Regions from separate parts of the Homo sapiens genome. Here region 2 is linked to region 1. Evidence: read pairs that join two places in POLR2A ChIA-PET (ENCODE). Cell type or tissue: endothelial cell of umbilical vein. All regions are shown on one strand. Links, peaks and the distances in the headings refer to the core of each region. The heading gives the core; the rest is flanking DNA.

The links. Peaks named below come from ENCODE experiments on the same cell type or tissue, not always from the same donor. Only the 100,000 strongest peaks of a DNase experiment are listed, where the experiment ranks them.
Region 2: POLR2A ChIA-PET joins it to region 1 with 5 read pairs; 3 of 35 experiments call an interaction of 5 or more read pairs at or near these places.

Annotation. Positions count from the first base shown.
Region 1 is chr22:25,063,970-25,073,894 of GRCh38, reverse strand. The region is part of intron 6 of KIAA1671; the gene reads right to left. Among named protein-coding and RNA genes, the nearest start is that of KIAA1671-AS1, 44 kb to the left of the region's middle. RefSeq lists enhancers at 3,722-4,272, 6,817-7,376. In endothelial cell of umbilical vein, for the core only: no CTCF peak of the experiment used is centred there; a DNase peak (open chromatin) is centred at 3,504.
Region 2 is chr22:24,905,036-24,916,425 of GRCh38, reverse strand. It overlaps SGSM1 (small G protein signaling modulator 1), which reads right to left. Exons shown (of 25, transcript NM_001098497.3): 21 at 11,239-11,321; 22 at 3,674-3,783. Among named protein-coding and RNA genes, the nearest start is that of LHFPL7, 36 kb to the left of the region's middle. RefSeq lists a silencer at 4,364-4,523. In endothelial cell of umbilical vein, for the core only: no CTCF peak of the experiment used is centred there; no DNase peak of the experiment used is centred there.

The DNA.
Region 1 (9,925 bases), core at 169-8,168:
TGGTGAAACCCCGTCCCTATTAAAAATACAAAAATTAGCCAGGCATGGTGGCACGCACCTGTAGTCTCAGCGACTCGGGAGGCTGAGACAGAATTGCTTGAACCTGGGAGGCAGAGGTTGCAGTGAGCCAAGATCATGCCACTGCACTCCTGCGTGGGCAACAGAGCAAGACTACCTAAAAAACAAACAAACCCAGAATGGGGCAGAGGGGTGTAGGGGGAGGAATGGAAAGATGTTAAAGGGTACAAAGTTGCAGTTCTAAAGGATGAGTATGTCTAGAGACCTGAAGCATAGTGACTATAGTTAATGGTATTGTATTATATACTGGAAATTTGTTGAGAGAGTAGATCTCAGGTGCTCTTACCAGTCTATAAATAAAAGGTGACTATGAGAGGAGATAGGTATGTTAATTTGCTTGACTGCAGTACTAATTTCACTATGTATATGTATATATACCAAAACATCTGGTTGCACACTTTAAATGTATACAACATTTTAAAATTTATTTAAAACTTTAAAAATTTGCAGGCTGGGTATGGTGGCTCACGCCTGTAGTCCCAGCACTTTGGGAGGCTGAGGTGGGAGGATCGCTTGAGCTCCAGAGTTTAAGACAAGCCTGGGCAACATAGTGAGGCCACATCTCTATAAAAAGTTAAAAAATTAGCTGGGCATGATGGCACGCACCTGTAGTCCCAGCTACTCTGGAGGCTGAGGTGGGAGGATCACTTGAGCTCAGGAGGACAAGGCTGCAGTGAGCTATGATCATTCACTGCACTGCAGCCTGGGTGACAGAGTGAGACCCTATCTCTAAAAACAGACAAACAAAAAGGTAGAATAACAGGACAAAGAATGCAGAAGGGAAGGGGGTCATTCACCAGGGAAGACCCTAGTGAATGGGCAACATTACCAGGGCCCAGGGGCAGTGAGGAGGGGCCCATGCTGAAGAAATGATGGATGAACGCATGTTCAAGCTATGCGAAGCTACAGGAGTGGCAGGGGAGCGAGCACCTCCACCTGGCTCTCTGCAATTATTCCTGGTTAGCTGGTCACCAAATCTGACGGTGGCCTCCTGGGAAGCAGGAGGAACTGACATTCTGGGAGCAGCTTCTAGGTTTCAGAAATGAGCTAGAGAATTCAAAGGAATTGCCCCAAGAAGCAAATCAGGAAGGCAGCGGGGCCTCGCTTTGCAGATGAGGAAGCTGAAGTTTGGGAAGCTGAAATGGACTTCCCAAGGCCACGGGGCTTCCTCAGAATCCAGGTCCACATTCCCAAGCTTCCTTGAGAGGTCAAGCAAGAGTTTCCAGTTTAGAAGTGCAGACACCTGGGCTAATCTAAGATCCCGGTCTTGTTAACACGTGTGCCAGGCTGTCTTCAGTGACTCAGAGAGACAGAGAAATTGTGGGTAATTTGCAAAACCAGCGGTGGGCCTATGTGGCTCCTCACTCCCCCAGGACCTGGTCACCCACAGAAAGCAGCGGACAAATGAAAATCTCTCTCATTATCACATCTAGGAAAGACTTTCTAAACTGCCTCATCCTACCTCTTCATGGTCCAGATGGGGAAACCAAGGCCCAGAGAGGAAAAGACTTGCCCAAGGTCACTAGAGAGGTGGGACACAGCCAGGTGAGGAGCTGTGACTCTGTCACTCCACAAAGCTGCCCCTAGGAGGCTGAGGGCATTACTGCCCAGCCTCTACTGGCCAGGATGAGCTTAGGCCAGTACCTGGAATGTACCATGGGCATGCCATGGGCTCTTGCTCTTTCTGACATCCACCCCAGCCCTTTGCACATGCTGTTCCCTCTGCCTGGCACACACTTCCCTGGACCCCTACCCTAGCATCAACTGCCAGCTCCTAGGCATCCTCCAGCACTCAGCTTCCTTGGGGAGGCTCTCCTGGCCCCTGCACCCCAACGAGACCATATCCCTTGAGGCACTGTGCACCACCCCCATCCTAACACATACATGGTCCTTGTTTCAGTTCCTTGAGCAAAGTCCAAATTCTCACCAGACTAAGTTCCATGCGGTCAGGGGACCATGCCGTCTTGCTCCTATATTCCAAGTATCTGGCGCTAGCTCCAAACTACTGCTGGTAAGTGTGTGCTGAATGAACATGAGATCGTAGCCATTTGTCAATGAGTTCAACACCTATGCCAAGCTCTAAGTTCTGGGGACCGTGGACTGTATCTTAGTCATCTCTGCATCTCCAGCATGGAGCCCAGAGCCCAACACGCAGCCAGGCACATCAAGGTTATCCAGACCTTGCAAACCACACAATTCAAAAATACGATTATTGGAGACTTCTTTTCTTCTTTGTGCCTGTCTGAATTTTCCATATCTTTTTACCATGCACATGCATTATTTTTGTAATTAAAACATCAATCAATCAATCAATCAATGTTGCCTTACATTTATTATATAAGAATGTTCATAGGCCAATGATTGAACAATATGGACTGGGGGGATCTCCTGTTTCCCCACTGCTCTGGGGGGCTCAGGAGGGAGGTGAGACACTCTGGGACTGGCGGCTAAAAGGCAATGTTTCCTAAAGTTGTATTTTTAGGAGCGCTGGAAAATTCTCTGGGCAAGAAGGCATCTGAAGTATTTGCAAACACTCAGCAATGGGAAAGATAATATTTCCTAAGACTTTCCCTTTTGGGTGTGCTGAAACCAGTGGCAAATATTCTGGAAAACTCTGAGACCAGCCCATGACAATTCTTCGGTAAGTCCCTCTATTCCCAGAGCCCTGATGGATGTCACACAACCCAGAATCACCTACACCCACTCCTTATTTCACAGAGGAGGAAACAGAAACCCAGAGAGGAGAAGTAACTTGCCCAGGCACAGAAAACAGACCAGTTGCGAAGTCAAAGTGAGACCTGAAAGCATTTTATACCTCACAAAGCACTTCTGCACAGCTTCCCTGACTTTGGCATTTCATCAGAAAATGTTCTGGTTTTTTTCCTCTGTTATCCAGAGGAGACAGCACAGTGTGAGTGTTAGTGGGGAAGGGGTCCCAACTTCTTCTATCACTGTGTAGGTTCAGGAAAAGGAAAGCAAAATCTATTATTTTCATCCCATAGAAGACAGACATTCTTACACACACAGAGGCAAGAGGGATGTAATTTCAGAATAAAGAATAGTCCTTTAAATCAAATAAATGTTGCTTTCTGAAAAACTCACTGAAGTGGTTCTCGTTCTTCCTGTTTTCTTGAGGACTGGAGGAAAGCCCACATCGGATCCAGGATCTTCATTCCTGTTCAGGAGTCTCAGCTCTTCCTACAAACCTGTGCTACCTCCCAAACCAAGCCCGTTTCCTTTTTCCCCAACATTCTCTCTTCCTTGTAACCTCCACCATTTCTTAAAGAAAACAGAGACATTGCTAACCAGACACAGCCAAAAAGCAAAGTTGACAGGAAGCAGGAGGAGAGGGAAAGGACGTGACCCCGTCCTGGAGCCTGCACTGCCCCCCGCCACTCACCCAGAGGTAGCGCAAGAGCTTCAGCAGGCTGGGGCAGTAGTAATACTCCATTTCCAGCACCCAGAGGTTATGTGGTGAGCACAGTACGGTTTCCAGCTTTCCTCTAGCGGGAGCGGCTCTTCTCACTCCTGTCACGCTGGAGTCAAGTTCAAGGCGGCATAAATCATTCAGAAGCCGGCTCACGGCCAGGGGACCAGCCAGTCGGCTCCACTAATGGCCACGGCTGCCTGGGGAACTGAGAAGCCACCACTCGGTCCTATGAGCCCCGCCCGGGGCATCTCTGGCTTCTCGTCCAGTGGGGCGGGTCCAGGGGTGGATCCTTCTGAACCCAGCTGCCTGGACCCTCACCCTCCCGGGAGCCGTAGGCACGGAGGGTTTTAGGGTTTTCAGTTGTACGGCAAGAAGGCAAGAAGAGAGAAGGTGATGCCCGGGAACTGAATGTGTGCACGCGTGTGTGTGTGTGTTTATGCATGAAGGAGTGTGTGTGTACATGCTTTTACGTGGAGTCAAGTATGTGTGCATGTGTGCATACGAGTGTGTTTTGTGCATGTGTGGACTGACTGTGTGCTGTGCGTGTGAGCCCAAATGTATGTGGTTCCTCCTCCCCAAACCACATGAGGAGAAGGAGGCCCTGCCACTCGTTACAGGGAAGGAAATCAACTCAGGATCCCATTGGTTTACCGGGCTCCTTTGATGTCAGTCATGTTCCTTTTAAACTCAGCTAAGCTTCTGATCCCCCCAGAAGGAGGGTGTGGCCATCCCCATTTTACAGAGAGGAAAACCGAGGCCCAGAGAAGTCAAGGGACTTGGCCAAGGTCACGCGGTGAGTTGGTAGCTAAAGCAAGGCTGGAACCCAGGCCTCCCAGCCATGATTCCTGGGCCCGTCCACTCCTGTGGACACCCAGCCCAGCATGGGGAGTGGGGTGCTGGCAAAGGGAGGGATCAGCTCCCTGAGGCACCAGCTGCCAGCTGCACCAGGTGGGGAGTGAGGAGAATGTCAATTTTCAGAGATTAAAATGCAATAAAAGCACACCTCGGGCAAATCCAAGGCAAACTTTCCCAGATGTTTCCTTCAAAAGAGCATGATTTTAGCAAGTCACCTCATCCTCCTGAGCCTCAGTTACCCCTTCTGTAAAATGCGACAAATTATCCCTGTGTTCAGGGCTTTGAGGATTCAACAAGGTAGAATCCTGCCAAACCATCTAGTTTAGTTTTCATGGTCATATCATGAGGGCAGTATCATCACTTCTACTGTCCAGATGAGGAAACCAAAACTCACAGGGTCAAAAGAGGTTCCTGAGGTGAGCAGCAGCTAAACAGTGAGACAGGGATTCAAATACAAGCCAGACGCTCCTGGATCCCCTACTCAACACCTGCTCCTCATAAGCCGAGGCCATAACCCAGAGACTCCGGCAAGTGAGCGCCGGATGCAAGACAGCTGTGCTTCTGAGGCAAGGTCCTTCTCACTGCTGAGAGGGGAAAACTGAGGCGGGGGAGGTGTTCACAGAGGCACCAGGCAGAGGCCCTGGGTTCTGCACCAGGCTCCCGCCCCCAGGCTGGAGCTTGGCACACTGACTGCCCCAGCAACATCCTGGGCCCATCTGTGCTGCATCCTTCAGCCTCACCACTGGACACCAGGCAGAGCATCTAACAGGAAACTCACTTAAATAAGGAGAGGGTGGGCTGGGCACGGTGGCTCACGCCTGTAATCCCAGAACTTTGGGAGGCCAAGGTGGGCAGATCATGAGGTCAGGAGATCGAGACCATCCTGGCTAACACGGTGAAACCCCGTCTCTACTAAAAATATAAAAAATTAGCCGGCCGCGGAGGCGGGCGCCTGTAGTCCCAGCTACTCGGGAGGCTGAGGCAGGAGAATGGCGTGAACCCGGTAGGCGGAGCTTGCAGTGAGCCGAGATCGTGCCACTGCACTCCAGCCTGGGTGACAGAGTGAGGCTCTGTCTCAAAAAAAAAAACAACAAAAAAACAAAAAACAAGGAGAGGGTGCTGGGTGCAGCAGCTGAGAAAACCACGGGGTAGCTTCAAAGCTCTTCAGAGGCAGGCCTGTGGTTTCATTGATTCTCAGCGCCCCACTCCCAGCAGGCACTGGGTCTCAGCTGCTCGCTGCCTGACAAGTCAGGGGTTGGCCCCAGCGATGGCAGAGCCAGGGACTGGCAGCACAGTCAGAAGGCCGGCCCTGCTCCCTGATGGCACAGTCGGAAGGCTGGCCCTGCTCCCTGACGGCACAGTCGGAAGGCCGGCCCTGCTCCCTAACTGCCAGACAGTACAGCTGAAAAGCCAGCCCTGCTCACCAGCTGACAGTACCAGTCAGAGGACAGCCCCAGCTGACAGCATAGCCAGAGCACTGGGTCCTGCTGACCGACAAAAGTGCAGCAAAAGGGCTGGTTCCTCTGCACTGGCGGCACCGCTGGAGGGATGATGCCAGCTGCCTGGCTGTACCCCTGGCGCTGCGTGTCCTGGCTGACTGGCTGATGAGTGTCAAGTCTGGGGTTAGGCCCCGCTAACTGAGGGATTAATAGAAGTGGGGCATGCAGCGCTCGCGGCTGCCCTACTGAATGACTGTTGCCATAAACACAGGGGCCCGCCAGGGCCTTTCTGACACCCCTTGGCTGACAGGGGCCACAGTCAGCATGGAGGCTGCTAAGGGTTGACTGTCTGGTCTCCTATCAGCCCAGGACAGAGAAATGCCCGGAGAGAAAGGGGCTGGAAGGAGGCAGACAGGATGCCAGAGACAGGCGGGATGGAGAGAGGAAGAGAGGATGGCAGGCCAGGCGCAGGGCAGAGGGAGGAAGGTGGGAGGAAGGAGAAGGAAGTTACAGGCAGGAAAGGCATGAGACAGGGAGGGAAGGGCAAGACAGGGAACACAGAGGGTGAAAGGAGAAAAAGAGAAAGACGAGAGACATGGAGGGAGAGGAGAGGGAGATGGGTGGGGTAGGGGTTCTGATGGGAGAGCGACAGGCAGGGCAAGGGATGAACCCCAAAGGAAGTCAGAGAAAGTAAGCCAGACTGATGGCCCGGGAGGCGGGCAGGGACAAAGAGCACCAGGAACAGCCGGGGAGAAAGCTGGAGGTGGCAGTGACAATGGTGACAGGGCAGGGGGCTAAGAATAAAAAGAGACGTTCAAAGGTCCAAGACCCGGCGAGTCCAAGGTGGAGACAGAGCCAATCTAGGACCAGGTGGGGGGTGTGGGGAGGGGAGCACCGCTGGGCAGGTGCCAACAATGGAGACCCCCAAGTCCCCATCTCCCAACCAGAGGTGGTCAGACGCACCAGGGCACACCCCCAGGAGAAGCTGCCCCCAGTGCCCAGTCCTGGTTATCCTGCTCTGGCCGCCCTGACCACCACCCTGACCCGTGGGCCGAGGCAGCCCGGGGAGTGTGGCTGCATCAGAAGTCAGAGGCTGACGAAGTGGAACAGTGTCCTCTCTTCCCGCCCCCAGGGGCCCTTCTCCATGGCAGGGGGCCACCTGCAAGCACAGATGTGACCGAGGCACTCCACACACACATCTTAGATGCTTTCCTTGCTTCCTCATCACTCTTGGGAGAAAATCCAACCTGTTCCCTCCCACCCCAGGCCCCTGTGCACCTCCCACCACTTGACCCCACCCTGTGAGCCAGGCACCCATAAAGACTTTGCCCATGCTGTCGAAAGTAGGCTTCCTCCCCTAAGTGGGTTGAATGGAGACCCCTAAAAACATATGTCCACCTAGAACCTGCAAATGCGACCATATTTGGAAATGGTCTTTGCAGATGTCGAGGTTAAGGGTCATGAGGTGAGATCAGCCTGGATTCTCCAGGGCTATGGTTTGAATGTATGTGTTTCTCCAAAATTCATCAGCTGGAACTTAATTCCCAAGATGAGGGTGTTAAGAAATGGAACACTTGAGAGGTGATTAGGCCATGACAGCTCCACCCTCATGAGTGGAACTGATGCCCATATAAAAGGGCTTGAGGTCAGGCATGGTGGCTCACCCCTGTAATTCCAACATTTTGGAAGGCTGAGGTGGGAGGATCGTTTGAGGTGAGAAGTTCAAGACCAGCTTGGGCAACATCATAAGACCCTGTGTCTATAAAAAATGGAAAACTTAGCCTGGTGTGGTGGTGTGTGCCTGTAGTCTCAGCTACTCAGGAGGCTGAGGTAGGAGGATTGCTCAAGCCCAAGAGTTTGAGGCTGCAGTGAACTATGATTGCAATACTGCACTCCAGCCTGGATGACAGAGCCAGACCCTGTCTTTAAAAACAGTAATAAAAATAATTTTAAAACAAAAATAAAAGGGCTTGAAGGGGTGAGCTCACCCCTTCCATCCCCTCCCTCATTTCCACATGAGAAAACCTAGACAACACCATCTACAAGCAAGCAGGTCCTTGCCAGAAACCAAACCTGCTGGCACCTTGATCCTGGACTTCCCAGCCTCCAGAACTGTGAGAAATACATCTCTGTTTCTTTAAAGTACCCAGTCTCGATCAGGCGCAGTGGCTCACACTTGTAATACCAGCATTTTGTGAGGCCAAGGCAGGAGGATCACAAGGTCAGGAGTTCAAGACCAACCTGGACAATATGTTGAAACCCCGTCTCTACTAAAAAGTACAAAAATTAGCCGGGCGTGGTGGCAGGCACCTATAATCCCACCTACTCGGGAGGCTGAGGCAGGAGAATCGCTTGAATCCGGGAGGTGGAGGTTGCAGTAAGCCGAGATCGCACCACTGCACTCCAGCCTGGGCGACGAGCGAGACTGTCTCAAAAAAAAAAAAATAATAATAATAATAATAATTCTTTAAAAAAAGTTGAAAAATGGTAGTCCCCTTAGACATAATTTTGTTTGAGTGTTGTTTTTCTTTTTTGGGGGGAAAGAGGAAGGTGGTGCACCATTTTGTTTGAATTAGTTACTAACCAACATTTAAACATCAGAAGACTCGCATGTAGCAAGGCCATCTTCCAGCCTGTGAGAAGTGGCCCGCATTCCTATGTGGGGACGGGGCAGGAATGGCATGTGCCACCTGAGGAATGGCTCAGTGACATTCCTCCCACATCCCACAGCCCAGACATCCGAAATACTACTCTCCAGGACCCCAGGCGGCCACCCATTCCTCATGCTCTCCCTGTGGGCCTACTGTATGCCAGGCCCTGCTTTGGGAACTGACACCCTTTTTTTTCAGGTGCTCAGCCCCACCAGCACGTCATCCATCATCAATGCGTCTGTGGCCAGCAGCCTTGATTCCTGGCTCAGCCTTCAACACCCTTCACCATACAGCCGCCGCTTGCTGCCTCGCCAAACCAGCGCTCAAGCACACGTGGCTGCTCAGCCTCCCTGCCTATGCTCAGGCAGTGCCCTCTGCCAGGAATTCCTTTTCCTTCTGTGGACGTTCAACCATCTTTTAAACCTAATGCCAACGGCAAAAAATGAGTCACTGCGCCCTCTCTTCGGGTACAGTAGGATGTGCTGGGTGAGGATGGCCTGTCTTCCTCACAGGGCTGGGAGCTCCCCATGGGCAGAGCCTGGGTCCCAGGTTATCTCTGTGGTCTCGGGGCCTGGCACCAGCCAAGGGTTTAGTAGGTCCTCTGTAACTGTTCCCCAAAAGGCAGAGAATTCCCAGTTGTCCCAGCACCAGTCTTGCTCACAATGAAATCATCTTTAGATCTAGGCATGAAGATGGCAGACCCACTGTGTGCACTGCATTGTCGGCCACCAAAGGGGACCCAGGGAAGCCAGACATGTGCCCATCTTCAAGCAGTTTGTGATTCCCTGAAAGGTCAGGGCGCAGACAGAACAGGTTCCCAAAGAGGGAAACTGAGGACTAGGGAGAGGATGAGGTGTCTTATTACAGAGGCATCCCTGGGCCCAGGGGAAGGGTGTGGATGGAGTTAGATTGCCTCATTCCCACACTTGCTAGCTGGTTAATCTCTCTGGGCCCCCACTCCTTCACGTAAAATAAGGATGATGACAGTGCCTGCCCCCGCAGGGTCGCTGGGAGGCATGAATGAGGTACTACGTACAAAGTGTTCAGAATCCAGTACACAGTAAGGGCTCAACACATCTTATGCGGGGTGCAGTGGCTCACGCCTGTAATCCCAGCACTTTGGGAGGCCAATGTGGGTGGATCACTTGAGGTCAGAATTTTGAGACCAGCCTGGCCAACAGAGCGAAACCCCGTCTCTACTATAACAAAAATTATCCAGGCATAGTGGCACATGCCTGTAATCCCAGCTATTCGGGAGGCTGAGGCTGGAGAATTGCTTGAACCCAGGAGGCAGAGGCTGCAGTGAGCCGAGATTGCGCCTCTGCACTCCAGCCTGGGTGACAGAGCGAGACTCCATCTCAAAAAACAAACAAACAAACACAAAAAACAAACAAACAAAACAAACAAAAAAAATCTTAGCTGTGAGTGCCTGGTCGTGTTAGGGAAGCAGGCGCCTGGTAGAGCCAGAGTAA
Region 2 (11,390 bases), core at 1,421-9,420, 160 kb after region 1:
CCACCGTGCCTGGCCTCGAACTAAGTTTTGATACATGCTACAATGCATCATACATACAGGATAAACCTTGACATCATTATACTAGGTAAAAGAAGCCAGTCACAAAAGGCCACATATTGTATGATTCCATTTACATGAAATGTTTAGAAAAGGCAAATCCACGGAAACAGAAAGTAGCTCCTTGGTTTTCAGGGGCTGGGGAGATGGAGGGGATGGGGAGTGGTTGTTAGTGAAGAATTTCTTTCTGGGGTAATGAAAATGTTCTGAAATTGGTGTTGTTGCATAACTCTGTGAATAAACGAAAAGCCACTGAATCGTACACTTCAAAAGGGTAAATTTTATGTATCTAAATTATATTTTAACAAAACTCTTATAAAAAAAAACAGATGGTGGACGAATACCTCCAGCTATTGGATATGCTATTCAGTGGGAAAAAAACATGTTTGAAAAATAATGTACAGAAAGAAAAGTATGTACAAATGACTCTAATTATGGAAAACATGTACATAGAAAATGGGCAAAGCATATGAATAGGCACTTCACAATCCAAATGAACCAAAAACTAGAAGATACTCAATTTCACTGTCAATCAAGACAATGCAAACAAAATCACAATGAAAAAAACTGAATGAAGAGGACATACTATTTGATCGCACAGCAGGGTAACTATGGTCAATAATAATTTCACTGTACATTTTAAAATAACTAAAAGTGTATAATTGGATTGTTTGGAGCACAAAGGATAAATGCTTGAGGGATTGGAAACTCTATTTTCCACAAACTCTATTTTCTTATTTCACATTGCATGCCTGTCTCAAAACAACTCATGTACTCCACATATATATACACCTATTATGTACCCACAAAAATTAAAAATAAAAAAAATTATAAATCACAATGGGATGCTCGATCATATCCAAGAGATTGGCAAAAATATATAAGTGTGACAATATCAAGTGAGGATGGTGTGTGTTGAAATCCTTACCATACTGCCCTGGAGCATTAAGAAACTAGTACAATCACTTTAAGAGTGATTCGGTTGTGCCTGATAAAACTGAGGATGTGCATTCCCTCTGCTCCAGCAATTGGACTCTGAGTAGATGCCCAAGCAAAGTTGTTGCGTGCATGCAGCAGGGATGCACACAAGAATTTCAGTGCAGCGCTGTTTGTTTATTTATTTATTTATTTATTTATTTTGAGACGGAGTCTCGCTCTGTCGCCCAGGCTGGAGTCCAGTGGCGCGATCTCGGCTCACTGCAAGCTCCGCCTCCCGGGTTCACACCATTCTCCTATCTCAGCCTCCGGAGTAGCTAGGACTACAGGCGCCCGCCACCGCGCCCAGCTAATTTCTTCGTATTTTTAGTAGAGACGGGGTTTCACCGTGTTAGCCATGATGGTCTCAATCTCCTGACCTCGTGATCCGCCCGCCTCAGCCTCCCAAAGTGCTGGGATTACAAGCGTGAGAAACCGTGCCCGGCCGCAGCACTGTTTATAAAGGCCAAAAACAAAACCCCAAATTCCCCAAAGCAAAAGCAAAACCAAACCAAATAAAAACAGCCTAAATGACCACCAACAGGAAAATGGATCCAAATCAAATGTGATAGAATGCGTTGTACTCCTAACACAAAAGACTGTACTTCCGGGAAAGAGGAATCAACTGCCCCGTGGTTGACGAGCCTCTCAAACTCCTTACTGAGTATAAAGACGAGCTGCACAAGAGTTCATACCATTTAAAATATTTATGTAAAGTGGGGAGTAAAGAAACAGAGTTGTATGCTGTTTAGGAATATATGCATATATTGTAAAAGAATTTTTAAAAATGCATTATAATGGTGAACATAGGAATCTGCAAAGTGCTTACCACTGGGAGGACAGGAGTGATGGGGAAAAGCCATCAAGAAGGGGTACACGAATAATGAAAAATCTATGGTTAATTTTTTTTTGGGGGGGGGGACAGAGTCTCGCTCTGTCACCCAGGTTGGTGTGCAATGGGGCTATCTCGGCTCATTGCAATCTCCACCTACCGGGTTCAAGCAATTCTCCTACCTCAGCCTCCTGAGTAGCTGTAGCTGGGATTATAGGCGTGTGCCACCACACCTGGCTAATTTTTGTATCTTTTTTTTTTTTTTTTTTGAGATGGAGTCTTGCTCTGTCGCCCAGGCTGGAGTGCAGTGGCGCCATCTCAGCTCACTGCAAGCTCTGCCTGCTGGGTTCACACCATTCTCCTGCCTCAGCCTCCTGAGTAGCTGGGACTTTAGGCACCCGCCACCAGGCCTGGCTAATTTTTTTGTATTTTTTTAGTAGAGACAGGGTTTCACCGTGTTAGCCAGGATGGTCGCGATCTCCTGACCTCGTGATCCGCCCGCCTCAACCTCCCAAAGTGCTGGGATTACAGGCTTGAGTCACTGCACCCGGCCAATTTTTTGTATTTTTAGTAGAGACAGTGTTTCACCGTGTTAGCCAGGATGATCTCGATCTCCTGACCTCGTGATCCACCCACCTCAGCCTCCCAAAGTGTTGGGATTACAGGCATGAGCCACCGCACCCCGGCCAATGTTTGTATTTTTAGTTAGAGATGGGGTTTCACCATGTTGGCCGGGCTGGTCTCAAACTCCTGACCTCAAGTGATCCGCCCGCCTCTGCCTCCCAAAGTGCTGGGATTACTGGCATGAACCACCACCCCAGGCCTATGGTTAATGTGTTATTTCTTGGGGAGGTGGGGGTGGAAACATGGGTGTTCATTATATTACTCTTTTACCTTTCTTATGTCCAAAATACTTTGTAGTATTTTAAAGTTCCACTAAAGAAGAAGTCAGAGCTAACTGTAGCCCCACTGCTAGTGTGTAGATAATAAAGCATCCATAATATTTACTCAAGTTAACACATTTGCATTCCTTCTAATCAAAGGGTTGAGTGTCTTAATTCCTCTGGGGAGTAGATATACCAATCGCTATGAATGCCAAAGAGCTAGCATTTATTACAATACTTCTCAAAATCGAGCTTGCACCAGAATTACCTGGAGAGCTTCATATGGCACAGACTCCTGGGCCCAACTCAGAGATTTTTATTCGGTGGAGGAAAGGTGCCCAGTAATTTGCACTTCTTTTTTTCTTTCTTTTTTTTTTTTTTTTTTGAGATGGAGTCTTGCTCTGTCGCCCAGGCTGGAGTGCAGTGGCTCGATCTCGGCTCACTGCAAGCTCTGCCTCCCAGGTTCACGCCATTCTCCTGCCTCAGCCTCCAGAGTAGCTGGGACTACAGGCACCTGCCTCCATGCCCTGCTAATTTTTTTTGTATTTTTAGTAGAGATGGGGTTTCACCGTGTTAGTAATTTGCACTTCTAACAAGTTGCCAGGTGAGGCTGATGTTGCCAGCCCGTGGACTATGCTCTGAGAGGCACTGACATGCACTGTGCTAAGCACTATAAAATCATTAGTTTACTTCATTTCCATGATAATTCTAATAATTTATTGGGACTCATATAAGTGAGAAAACCTATTTCCCAGATAAGAAAACTGAGGCCCACAGAGATAAGAGTATATGCTGAGTTTGTATGGCAGAAATACAAACCTGGATTCCAATCCAGGTGGGCTCTAAATAGCTCAGTCTGGAGCCACTAAGCTTTACTAACTGTTTCCCAAAAAAGTCCAAAGCAAGAATGGATGCTGGGTCATACCTGGATCAACGATCTCATGTTTGCAAAGTGCGTGTCCATGGCGCCTCCGTGGGGGAAGTTCTGGTTCATCCTCTTCATGAGCTCCGTGAAGCAGCTGAAGGCAAGGGCCTCTGAGAAAGCATCACAGAACAGTCAGATGCCCCGCTGCCCAAGTGATATGGTTCAGATGTTTGTCCTCTCCAAATCTCATGTTGAAATATGACCTCCAATGTTGGGGGTGGACCTTTTTTGTATTTTTAGTAGAGACGGGGTTTCACCGTGTTAGCCAGGATGGTCTTGATCTCCTGACCTCGTGATCTGCCTGCCTTGGCCTCCCAAAGTACTGGGATTACAGGCCTGAGCCACTGCACCTGGCCAAAAGGCTTTATTTTTCAGAAAAGTTTTGATTTACAGAAAAACTGAGAAGACAGGAAAGACTTCTCATGCACCCCACACGTGGTTTCCTCTATTAATATCTGGACATTAGCATGGTACATTTGTTGAACCAATACGGACACATTATGAACTAAAGTCCATATTGTATTCAGATTTCCTTAGCGTGTACTGAATGTCATTTTTCTGTTCCAAGCTCTCATCCAGAACAGCACATTACATCAATTGGTTATGTTCCCTTAAGCTCCTCTTGGCTGTCGCAGTTTCTCAGGCTTTTCTTGTTTTTGATGACCTTGATAGTTTTTTTTTTTTTTTCCTTTTTTTTTAAGACAGAATCTCGCTCTGTCGCCCAGGCTGGAGTGCAGTGGCGCAATCTTGGCTCACTGCAAGCTCCGCCTCCCAGGTTCACGCCATTCTCCTGCCTCAGCCTCCCAAGTAGCTGGGACTACAGGCGCCCGCCACCAAGCCCAACTAATTTTTTTGTCTTTTTAGTAGAGACGGGGTTTCACCGTGTTAGCCAGAATGGTCTCGATCTCCTGACCTTGTGACCTGCCTGCCTCAGCCTCTCAAAGTGCTGGGATTAAAGGCGTGAGCCACCGCGCCTAGAGACCTTGATAGTTTTGAGGCGTACTGGTCAGGTATTTTTGCAGGATGCTGCACTATTAGTAATGGAATTTATCTGATGCCTTTCTCATGGTAAGACTGGGCTATGGGTTATCGAGAGGAAAACCACAGAGGTAATGGGCCAGTTTAATCACATCATAAGGGTATATACTGTCACCATGATTTATGACTGCTGATGTTGGCCATGGTCACCTGGCTGAGGTCGTGTTTGTCAGGTTTCTCATCCCATCACTGCCTTCCATACTGCACTTTTTGGAAACAAGTCACTATGTGCAGTCCGTGTCTAAAGTGTAGGTAGTTGGCCAGGCATGGTAGTTCATGCCTGTAATCCCAGCTACTCGGGAGGCTGAGGGAGAAGAATTGCTTGAACCTGGGAGGCGGAGATTGCAGTGAGCTGAGATGGCACCATTGCACTCCAGCCTGGGCAACAAGAGTGAAACTCCATCTCAAAAAAAAAAAAAAAAAAAGTGGGGAATTATGCTCCCCATTTATTATGTATTTATTTATTTAATTAATTTTTGAGACAGGGTCTCATTCTGCCACCCAGGCTGGAGTGCAGTGGCACAATCACGGCTCACTGCAGCCTCGACCTTGGCAGCCTCAAGTGATCCTCCTGCCTCAGCCTCCTGAGTAGCTGGGACCACAGGTGTCTGCCAACACACCTGGCTAATTTTTCTATTTTTTGTAGAGGTGACGTTTCACCATGTTGCCCAGGCTAGTCACAATCTGCCCACCTCCACCTCCCAAAGTGCTGAGGTTACAGGCTGAGCCACCACGCCTTGCCTATTTATTTTATTTTATTTATTTATTTTGAGACAGAGTCTTGCTGTGTCACCAAGGCTGGAGTGCAGTGGCACGATCTTGGCTCACTGCAACCTCTGTCTCCTGGGTTCAAGTGTTTCTCCTGCCGCAGCCTCCCGTGTAGCTGGAATTACAAGTCCCCACCACAATGCCTGGCTAACTTTTGTATTTTTAGTAGAAATGGGGTTTCACCATGTTGGCCAGGCTGGTTTCCAACTCCTGACCTCAAGTGATCCACCTGCCTCGGCCTTCCAAAGTGCTGGGATTACAGGTGTGAGCTACTGGGCCTGGACTTATTTATTACATTTTAGAGACAGAGTCTTGCTGTCCCCCAGGCTTGGAATGCAGTGGCATGATCATAGCTCACTGCAACCTCCAACTCCTGGGCTCAAGCAATCCTCTTGTCTTAGCCTCCTGAGTAGCTGGGACTGCAGGTGTGCACCACCATGCCCAGCTAATTTTTAAATTTTTATAGAGATGGAGTCTCACTATGTTGCTCAGGCTGGTCTCAAACTCCTGATCTCAAGCAATCCTCCTGCCTCCCAAAGTGCTAGGATTATAGGTGTGAGCCATTGCACCCAGCCCCCATTTTTTTAACAGGTTTATTGAGATTCTCATATAAAATTCACCCTTTAAATGTACCACTTAGTGGTTTTAGTACATTCACAATGTTGTGCAATCACCACTATTAGTTCCAGAACATTTCTTTACCCCCCCAACCCCAAAATCCCTATATCAATGAAGCAGCAACTTCACATCTCTTTCTCCCCCAAGTCCCTGTCAACGACTAGTCTTTCTGTCTCCATGGATTTGTCTATTCTGGACATTTCATATAAATGGAATCACACCATTTGTGAACTTTTGTGTCTGGCTTCTTTCACTTAGCATTATGTTTTCAAGGTTCACCCACATTGTAGTTTGCATCAGAACATCATCCTTTTTTTGCCAAATAATATTCCATTGTATGGATATACCACATTTTGTTTATGCATTCATAATTTGATGGACATTTGGACTGTTTCCACTTTTTTGGGTATTATGAATAATGCTATTATGAACATATATGTACAGGTATTTGTATGCACATATATTTTCAATTCTCTTAGGCATATATCTACGGATGAAATTGCTGGGTCGTATGATAACTCTATGTTTATTACTATGAGAAACTGCCAGACTGTTTTTTAAAGTGGCCAAACCAGCCAGGCATGGTCGCTCACGCCTGTAATCCCAGCACTTTGGGAGGCCAAGGTGGGTGGATCACCTGAGGTCAGGAGTTCGAGACCAGCATGGCCAGCATGGTGAAATCCCGTCTCTACTAAAAATACAAAAATTAGCCAGATGTGGTGGTGGGCGCCTGTAATCCCAGCTACTTGGGAGGCTGAGGCAGGAGAATTGCTTGAACCCAGGAGGTGGAGGTTGCAGTGAGCTGAGATGGTGCCATTGCACTCCAGCCTGGGTGACAGGATGAGACTCCATCTGAAAATAATAATAATAATAATAAATAAATAAATAATAAAGTGGCCAAACCATTTTACAATTCCACCAGCAATGTCCAAAGCTTCCAATTTCTCCATATTCTTATCAACCCGTGATTTTCTATTGTTTTGATTCTAGCCATCCCAGTGTATATGAAGTGGTATCTCACTGTGGTTTTGATTTCCATTTTCCTAATGAGTAACGATGTAGAACAGCAGTCCTCAACTTTTTTGTTACCAGACACCAGTTTCCTGGAAGACAATTTTTCCATGGACAGGGAGTGGAGTCGGGGGGATGGTTTCTGGATGAAACTGTTCCACCTCAGATCATCAGGCATTAGATATTCAGAAGGAGTGCACAACCTAGACCCCTCACATGCACAATTCACAATAGGGTTCACGCTCCTATGAGAATTTAATGCCACCGCTGATATGACAGGAGGAGGGAGGTGGAGCTCAGGCTGTAATGCTCACTAGCCTACTGCTCACCTCCTGCCGTGCGGCAAGGTTCCTGTCTGTGGCACAGGGCTTGGGGCCCCGATGTAGAGCATCCCTTAATGTGCTTATTGGCCATTTGCATATTAGCCATTTGCATATCTTCAATTCTATTGAGAAATGTCTATTCAAATCCCTCACCCACTTTAATCAGGTTGTCTTTCTTTCTTTTTTTTTTTTTGAGATGGAGTCTCGCTCTGTCGCCCAGGCTGGAGTGCAGTGGCGCGATCTCGGCTCACTGCAAGCTCTGCCTCCTGGGTTCATGCCATTCTCCTGCCTCAGCCTCCCGAGTAGCTGGGACTACAGGCGCCCGCCACCACGCCCAGCTAATTTTTTGTATTTTTAGTAGAGACAGGGTTTCACCATGTTAGCCAGGATGGTCTCGATCTTCTGACCTCGTGATCTGCCCGCCTCGGCCTCCCAAAGTGCTGGGATTACAGGCGTGAGCCACCGCGCCTGGCCAGGTTGTCTTTTTACCGTTGAATTGTAAGAGTTGTTTATATATTTTGGTTACAAGTCCTTTATCACGCATATGACTTGCAAATATTTTCTTCTAGTCTTTGGGTTCTTTCCACTTTCTTGATGGTGTTCTTTGAAGTACAAAAGTTTTTAATTTTGATGAAGTCTAATTTGCCTATTTTTTCTTTCTTTATGTTTTTGGTGTCATATCTAAAAAAAATTCCCTAGCCCAAGGTGACAAAGATTTACTCCTGTTTTAAATTTTACAGTTTTAGTTCTTACATTTAGGTCTATGATCCATTTTGAGTTAGTTTGTTGTATGTGGTGTGAGGTAAGGGTTCAACTTCAATCTTTTGCATATGTCTGTCCAGTAGTTCTTGCACCATAAGTTGAGAAGACTGTTTTTCCTCACTGAGTTGAATTGTCTTAGTATCTCTGTCAAAATCAATTGACCATCAATGTAAGGGCTTACTTATGGGCTCTCAATTCTATTCCATTGATCTACATGTTGATCCTTACAGAAATATCACTATTTTAAGTATCTTTGTAGTAGGTTTTGAAATCAGGTACTGTGAGTCCTGCAACATCTTTTTTTTTTTTTTTTTTTTTTTTGAGATGGCGTCTTGCTCTGTCACCTAGGCTGGAGTGCAGTGGCGCGATCTCAGTTCATTGCAAGCTCCGCCTCCCGGGTTCATGCCATTCTCCTGCCTCAGCCTCCTGAGTAGCTGGAACTACAGGTTCCTGCCACTGTGCCCAGCTAATTTTTTGCATTTTTAGTAGAGATGGGGTTTCACCATGGTCTCGATCTCCTGACCTCGTGATCTGCCCACCTCAGCCTCCCAAAGTGCTGGGATTACAGGCGTGAGACACTGCGCCCGGCCAACATATCCTTTTAAAAATTGTTTTGGCTATTCTAAATCCCTTGAATTTCCATATCAACTTTAGGGTCAGCTTGTTAATTTTTGCAAAAAAACCAAAAAACCAAAAAAAACAACAACAAAAAACAAAGGCAGCTGGGATTTTTGACAGAGATTGCACTGACTTTACAGATCATTGGAGAGCATTGCTACCTTAACAACACTAAGTCTTCCAATCCATGAATATGAGATATCTTTCCATTTATTTGGGTTTTTAAAATTTATTTCAACAATGCCTTGTAGTTTTCAATGTACAAATCTTGCATTTCTGTTAAGTTTACTCATAAGTATTGTATTCTTTTATTTATTTATTTATTTATTTATTTATTTATTTATTTATTTATTTGAGATGGAGTTTTGCTCTTGTCACCCAGGCTGGAGTGTAATGGCGCAATCTCAGCTCACTGCAACCTCCACCTCCCAGGTTCAAGCAATTCTCCTGCCCCAGCCTCCCAAGTAGCTGGGATTACAGGCACCCGCCACGATGCTGGGCTAATTTTTGTATTTTTAGTAGAGACAGGGTTTCACCATGTTGGCCAGGCTGGTCTCGGACTCCTGACCTCAGGTGATCCACCCACCGAGGCTCCCAAAGTGATGGGATTACAGGCGTGATCCACCATGCCCGGCCTATTTATTTATTTTTTATTTTACTTTTTGAGATGGAGTCTCACTCTGTTGCCCAGGCTGGAGTGCAGTGGTGCAATCTCAGCTCACTCCAACCTCTGCCTCCCAGGTTCAAGCAATTCTCCTGCCTCAGCCTCCCAAGTAACTGGAATTAGAGGCATGCGCCACCACGCCTGGCTATTTTTGTTTACTTTTTTTTATGTTTTATTTTTAGTAGAGACTGGGTTTCACCTTGTTGGTCAGGCTGGTCTCAAACTCCTGACCTCAGGTGATCCACCCGCCTTGGCCTCCCGAAACGCTGGGATTACAGGCATGAGTCACTGCACCCAGCCAGTACTGTATTCTTCTAGATGCTATTGCAAATAAAATTGTTTTCCTAATTTCATTTTGGGATTGTTCATTTCAAGTGTATGGAAATACAAGAGACTCTTGTTTATTGATCTTATATCCTGCAACCTTGATACACTTATCAGTTTTAATTATTTTATTCCTTAAGATCTTCTATACGCAAAATCACATCATCTGTGAACAAAGATAGTTTTACTTTCTTTCCAATCTGAATTACTTTTATTTCTTTTTCTTTCTTAATTGCCCTGGCTAGAACCTTTGGCGGCAAAAATAGACATACTTGTCCTGTTCCTGCTCTCAGGGAGGAAGTGTTCAGTTTTTCACCATTGAGTATGATGATATTTGTGAGGTTTCCATAAATGCCCTCTATCGTGTTTAGTTTCCTTCTATTCCTAGTTTGTTGAATGTTTTTATTATGAAAGGGTGTTGGATTTTGTTGTGTTTTTCTGTGTCAATTGATATGATTGTGTGGGTTTTTCCCTTTATTTTAGTAATGTAGTGAATTAAATTGATTGATTTTTGCATGTCAAACCATCCTTGCATTCTGGAGATAAGCCCTACTTGGTCATGGTGTATAAGCTTTTTTATATCTTGGTGAATTAAGTTTATTGGTATTTTGTTGAGGATTTCTGCATTTGTATTATTGAAGGATATTGGTGTGTAGTTTTCTTGTTATGTCTTTGTCTGTTATTGGTATCTGGGTGCCAATGAGACACCCAGTCCTCATATGAGGTCTGGCTTTATTGAATGAGTTAAGAAGCATTCCTTCCTTTTCTACGTTTTTGAAGAGTTCACGAAGAATTGGCATTAATCCTTCTTTTCTTCTTTTCTTTTTTTTTTTTTTTTGAGACAGAGTCTTGCTGTGTCTCCCAGGCTGGAGTACAGTGGTGTGATCTCGGTTCACTGCAAGCTCCACCTCCCGGGTTCACGCCATTCTCCTGCCTCAGCCTCCTGAGTAGCTGGGACTACAGGTGCCTGCCACCACGCCTGGCTAATTTTTTTTTAATTTTTAGTAGAGACAGGGTTTCACCGTGTTCACCAGGATGGTCTCGATCTCCTGACCTTGTGATCCGCCCGCCTCAGCCTCCCAAAGTGCTGGGATTACAGGCGTGAGCCACTGTGCCCGGCTGGCATTAATTCTTCTTTAAATGTTTCATAGAACTCACCAGTGAAGCCGTCTGGGTTTGTTTTTTGTTTTGTTTGTTTGTTCTCATTCATATTCATATAATCAGTGGTTAGCAAAGGCCTGTCTGGGTGTTGAGTATGGGGCACCATGGAATATAAGGACTTTTTTATTTCACTAGGATCTTGATGTGTTCACCAGACAGGCCTTCAGAGCACCTGGCTGGAGCCACATTCTACAGAGTCACAAAGTGAGATTAAGCCTTCTGCCATGCAGTGGAAAGGAAATGCACCCTCAGCCCTAGGGCAGTAAAGACACACTCACCATCATCCAGAATGACCAGCAGTGGAGCCAGAAGATCACACATGCCCTGGACATAGCCGATCTCAATGTGCTGCCAGATGTAGCTAGAAGAGACACAAGGGGCCAATGATGGCAGCCGTGGCCTGCCTCTCCAACCCACTCCACCTTCTGTT